Regions from separate parts of the Mus musculus genome. Here region 1 is linked to region 2. Evidence: chromatin loops called from intact Hi-C (ENCODE). Cell type or tissue: left cerebral cortex. All regions are shown on one strand. Links, peaks and the distances in the headings refer to the core of each region. The heading gives the core; the rest is flanking DNA. Region 1 has its middle 60 kb from the start of Gm38862. Region 2 overlaps Prickle2 (prickle planar cell polarity protein 2).

What was found. A loop is a pair of places that touch in the nucleus more often than their neighbours do. Peaks named below come from ENCODE experiments on the same cell type or tissue, not always from the same donor. Only the 100,000 strongest peaks of a DNase experiment are listed, where the experiment ranks them.
Region 1: a loop joins it to region 2, with 10 times the contacts of the local background. A loop is called at or near these places in 4 of 42 quality-filtered maps.

Annotation. Positions count from the first base shown.
Region 1 is chr6:92,343,149-92,346,063 of GRCm38, forward strand. No RefSeq gene overlaps it. Among named protein-coding and RNA genes, the nearest start is that of Gm38862, 60 kb to the right of the region's middle. In left cerebral cortex, for the core only: no CTCF peak of the experiment used is centred there; DNase peaks (open chromatin) are centred at 1,634 and 2,201; H3K27ac peaks cover 357 bases.
Region 2 is chr6:92,393,457-92,396,371 of GRCm38, forward strand. All of the region lies in intron 8 of Prickle2 (prickle planar cell polarity protein 2), which reads right to left. Among named protein-coding and RNA genes, the nearest start is that of Gm38862, 9.6 kb to the right of the region's middle. In left cerebral cortex, for the core only: no CTCF peak of the experiment used is centred there; DNase peaks (open chromatin) are centred at 1,415, 1,776 and 2,310; H3K27ac peaks cover 2,384 bases.

The DNA of each region.
Region 1 (2,915 bases), core at 273-2,772, 50 kb before region 2:
ACATCCATCATCTCCCAAAAGCTCCTTTAGGGGTAGGACTTCATGCCTACTGTCCTTTCCTATGCTGGGCTTTTTGTCTGGTTTGAGCTTTCCTGGCTCTGTGCCTGTCGTTACAAATATTGTGAGAACATATGTGTATCTGCTCTGCTCTGCTCTGTCCAGAAGTTTCCTTGTAGTCATCCGAAACCCATGGCTTTTACAGTCTTTCTACCTTCTTCCCCAGGAAAGGTTTTCTCACACAACAACTGTGTAGGCAGATAATTTATAATATTCTGTAATGTTTAGGGTCTGTAGGACCTCATAGGCCAACAATTCTAAAAGAGATAACCCATTCCTGGCACTGAACTTTTTGTCAGCCTACACTGTTCAGTCAGGTAACTCCATTTAAGCTCTTTTAATATATATGTAAGTATATATTTTCCATATAACTTTTTCAAAGGTATAGTATTAGTTATCCCTTCCCAATTCTCTCCTCTATCCTAACATCCCAGTTTAATCCTTTATATTCCATTATCTAACTTCTTATACTAGTACATTCAATCTCCCCTACCTTTAAAGTACCCCCACCTCATTGACAAAGGCCAACAGTACCAATTGGAGAAAAGCACAGCATCTTCAACAGAAGGTGTTGTTGGTCAAACAGGATAGTAGCATGGAGAAGAATAAAACCAGGTCCTTATCTCTCACCCTGAACAAAACTCAACTGCACATGGATCAAGGGCCTCAATATAAAACCTGCAACCCTGATTCTGATAGCAGGGAAAGTTGGGGATATACTTGAGCTTGTTGCCACATGAAAGGATTTTCTAAACAGGCAGTTAGACAAACAATTAATACACTAGACCCCCTAAAACTACACGCAAAGGACATCAGCATTTGAGTCAAGGGGCAGACTACAGAATGGGAAGATTTTTACCAGCTACACAGCTGGTAGAGGACTAGTATCTAAAATATACAAAGAACTCAAAAACAGAAGAAAACAAAAACAAAAGCAAAAACAAAACGAGAGAGAGAGAGAGAGGGAGAGAGAGAGAGAGAGAGAGAGAGAGAGGAAGAAGAAGAAGCAGAAGAAGAAGAAGAAGAAGAAGAAGAAGAAGAAGAAGAAGAAGAAGAAGAAGAAGAAGAAGAAGAAGAAGAAGCATGAAAACAAACAACCCAGTTTAAAACTGGGGCATGGAACTAAACAGACGTTTCTTAAAAGAAGAAACCTCTTTTTGTTTTTGTTTTTTTAATGTTCAATATGACCAGGAGTAGTTGCCCAACACAAGATGGATTCTGTGTGTGTGCACACATTTGGTTTGATTTTTTGTCTTTTTGTTTGTTTTAATTTTCTTGTTCTGTTGAGAGAGAGAGAGAGAGAGAGAGAGAGAGAGAGAGAGAGAGAGAGAGAGAGAGGAGAGCACAAAATTAGTGTATAATAGGGAAGCTCCTTAAGCAGGAAGGCAAACTACTCAAAATAACTTCAGGAAGTTCCTGAAATTGACCAGATTCACTCAGCCCCTCCCTGCCCGATTAAGTAATAAAAACTGAGAGGTCCTCTAAGATTAGAACAGAGTTGCAAAGAAGACTATCAGACAAGCCAAGCTGCAAAGAAGATTCTGAAACCAGACCAGCTAGCTGCCTGGAAGAAGCAGAAGCCGTTGGAGTTGTCTGGAAGAGGTTCAGAATAACAGACACTTTCTCATCTGTTGAGCTGCCTGCAGGCTGTGCAATGTGCTCCTGGTTCCCAGCTTTGTGAACTGTTACCCATGCTGGGGTGGGATTTGATAATGCAGTTGTTTGTGCCATTCCTGTTTCTATAAGAAACCCCGTCACCATGCCATATGTAACCCCTCATCCATATTTCTGTAAGTAACTCAAATAAAAGTCTTAGTTCACCAAGTTCGACTTTGGTTGTAATCATACTTTGGTCTGTGGGTGGCCTATCTGGGGTTAGCAGATATGTATTGTATCTCCCCAGAAAAAAAAATTGTCATGCAACAATTGGGTAGGTGGGGAGGCAGGTAGGATATTGGAGGAATTGGGAGAGGTAAAAAACATAATCAAAGTATACTGCATGAAAATAAATCAAAACAAAGTTTTATATCCTTAGCTATCAGGGAAATACAAATTGAACTACTTTGAAGTTTCATCTTTACCACAGTCAGAATGGCTAAGATCCAAAACCAGATGATGACAGATGCTGGCATGAATAGGGAAACACTTCTTGACAGATGGTAGGAGTGCAAACTGGGGTAGCCAATACGAAAAAGCAGTGTGGACGTTCTTCAAAAAGCCAGACATAAATCTACCATAGGGTTCTTTGGCATATACCTGCATCCTTTAAAAATAAGAATCATTCTTTTATTTTTAATTGTGTGTGTGTGTACTTGTGAATGCAGTGTCACCACAAGCTAAAAGAGGACACTGGATCTACTGAAGCTATAGTTACAGGCAGTTGTGAGCCTCCTGAAGTTGACTCTAGGACCAAACTGAGGTCCTCTGCAAGAGCAGCACATGCTCCTAAGCCCTGATCCATCTCTCTAGCCCACTACCTCCAAACCGTTTGTTCCTTCTTAAATATCGGTTACATAGGTTGACCTGGTTTTTGCAACTCCCCACCTCACTGCCTGCCCTCCCCTGCTATAGCTTTCTTAGTTCATATTTGGTCCTTGTCTTTTCTATCATATCACCCAGGTATAGGAACTAGTCTGGCAAAGGCAGCTTTGCCCAGGATAGTGTGCAGGGATAAAGCATGGGGTGAGTAGAGAGGGGTGTGGTTGGCCATACACTAACTGTATTATCCTGTCCATGACAGGCTCTTTGGTGGACACTTGCTGGGCATTGAGAATGGAGCAACAAAACAGACAAGAGGGGAGAAAATGAGCTGGGAATGCCAGGCATAAGGCTTCTTCTTGGGATGAAGGGCTTTCACC
Region 2 (2,915 bases), core at 299-2,798:
ATGCTCCTCGTGGTTTAGAGGATTATAATAGTTCATCTTTCTCCTTTTCACAGCAACAGGTCTGCTACCATAGGGAGAAGAGCCCACAGTCTGCTAACAGAGTGGAGGAAGAGAAAAGTTGCATTCGAGCTGCAGAAAGGGTTAGCCTGGTCTGATCTGAGGCCACCTATGATAGATTTAACAGGGGCAAGGGCACACATTTGCCTGATCCACACCCACAATTGCTGCTGCTGCAAAACAGATCTGAAACATCCGTGCTGGCAGAGAGGCACTTCTGAAGGTAGGGTCTACCTGCTGCCATGACAATGTCAAATGTTGGGATTTACAAAAGGAGACATGAATGGCCAAGCTGTCCCCCACTAGAGGGGGGTCTACTACATTAAGTCAGCAAACTGTCCTGTGCTGTTTAAGTTCACTGAGAGGTAGGGGTGATCTACTTCAGACCCAGATATGTTTAGAGTGTGTCCTCCAAGACCCCTGGTCCAGGATGTGCTGCCCCCAGCCCTATGAGAAGGAAAAGGAGGCCAGCAAAACAGTCCAAGAGTGAACGTACTGCAGACTTGAGAACAGGAGAGTGAACAGTTGGCTTGAAAGCCTTGTGTCCTTGGCTTAAAAGCCTTGTGTCCTTGAATGCAGCTGGGAGGTAAATCGTTCCTAGGCATCTTCCCTAAGCAAAAGACTCAGCTACTATTTATCCCACAGCATACAAATGCCTGTGGTGGGGATGGCACATCAGACACATCACCTAGGAGGAGCCATTCTGCTCCAGCTGGTACTTTTGGTCTCCCAGGTGTCCCCACTCAGTTCTGTGACAGAAAAAATAAGTGTCTTATTGGAAGCTCTATCATCTTCCTGCTGCTTGCTGTTTTCTACCCACTTGATCTCAATAAACTTGATCTTCAGAACCCAAAGGATGTCTACTATGGATCATTCGCCATGTGAAACAAGAGAACTGCAGGGAGATGGGGTAGCCAGGGCTACTTTAAAGAGCCTACTCAGTATTATGATGCCATATTACCTTTTAAAGGAAAATTGACAATATAATTTTTCACAATACAACCTCCTCACAAAAGATAATTTTGTGGCAGGATTTTGTCTTATGAGATTATATAGACCTTGCTAGCCTGGAGCATGCCATGTAAACCAAGCTGGCATTACACACAGAGATCCACCTATCTCTGCCCCCTGAATGCTGGGATTAAAGGTATGCACTACCTCATTCAGCCTGCGGCAGGGTTCTGAACCTCATCTCTATTGACATTTGGGGCTGGACAATTCTGGTGGGACTGTTCTGTGTACATATACTGCCTGGCATTGCTACAAAAATTAACTGGGATAATTATACAGTAGGCGTTAACATGGTGTCCCACTTAGAAGGCTTGCCAGCTGTTAGCTCCACTTATGACAGTAGATCTTGGTTGCCTTGGGGATGTACAGAGGCGACACTGTGGACAAGGGAGTGGGAGTGGAAAGATTCAGAAACTCAGGATGGGGATGTGAGAATCTTATGCTAAGTCGTTAAAAAAAGAGACTGTAAAGGTGGAGAAAGCAAGCTGAGAGCTCGCATGCACTGCTCTTTTCCTAATCATGGATACAATGTAATCAGTGCCTCAAACCCTTGCTGGTTTGTCCATTCCACTATGACAGGCTATACCTTGAGCCCAAATAAAGATTTCCTCCCTTAAGTCGCTTTGGTAAGGTTATTATTTTTTTTAATCATAGAAAGAAGAAACTAAGACAAGTGGAAGGATGCAGAACTTTAAGAGATGGATGAAAGCCTGTAACTATGGCAACCCTCATATACAGGGAAAATGTCAACTATTTAATCTTTCTTCTTAAAGACAAATAGATAGGTCCAAAGTGCTTGGAGCTGGCTGTCCATAGCCAATACTGGCTTGTTTGTGCAAGAGAAGAAGATAAATAGTGGGACTGGGTGAATCACACTTCTGTTTAGCTTGCTTTTAAAGCTTACTGTTCATCTAAAGGGAAGCTTTTGCTCTAGTTAGATTTATAAATCAGTTGTTTGACTAAGGTGGTACCTGGGATAAAATGAGAATAAACTGTGTATGAAATCCAGATCTAACCAGGGCAGAAGGCAGTCCTAAAAAAAGGTAAACTCCATCAATACAAATACCCACAGAAGGAGTTCATAGATAGTTTTTTTTTTTTTTAAATTCTTGTTTCCACTTTAAATAGCAACTTCTCCCTCACCCAGCATAAGTGCTATTTTTGATCACTGCTTCCGTATGGTCTTAAATATGCTTTCTCAGCCTTCCCTGCAAGTCCTCTGACTTTCCACGGTCCTGCACCTGACTAGAGAAAACAGGAGCAGGGTGGTGCTGCCAGAGGAGCAGCAGGAGGCTAGGTTTGAACCAGAGCTGAGGTTCACAGTTCCAAAGGAAGCTATCTCCTCCAAGGTTCCCTCAGCCCTGGGCTCCGCTGAGCTCCCGGGACTAGGCAAGTGCTCTCTTTGCACATGTTATCTGTGACCATGTTCTCCTCTCCTCTTCCCTTGCATTTCAGAGTGCTTGCCTGACCATTCTCTATGTAGCTGAACATAAACATTTTCTTCTCTAATCTGGCTCATTTCTTTCTTTGCACTTACCATAATCTGTTTCTCTCTCTGTTTGCACATCCCTCTTAGCTACCAAACCAATTCTCTGCTGCACTCTGCCTGAGAGCCACTCTGGTGGTTCCCTTTCTCTCTGACTCCCAGGTAAGTTTGATCAATGGGAGAGGATGAGAGACAGAAGACCAGAGGCCAAGGTTTTACTGGTCTGGCTCCTTCCTACTAGGCTACAGGTACTTTTCTTCTTGAGACTAGATTTGCAGTCCAGAGGCTGCATCTAGCTTTCCTTAATTACCTCCTGAGTGCAGCAGCTGTTTCCTGCTGGGGCCCTGACCCGAACACGGAG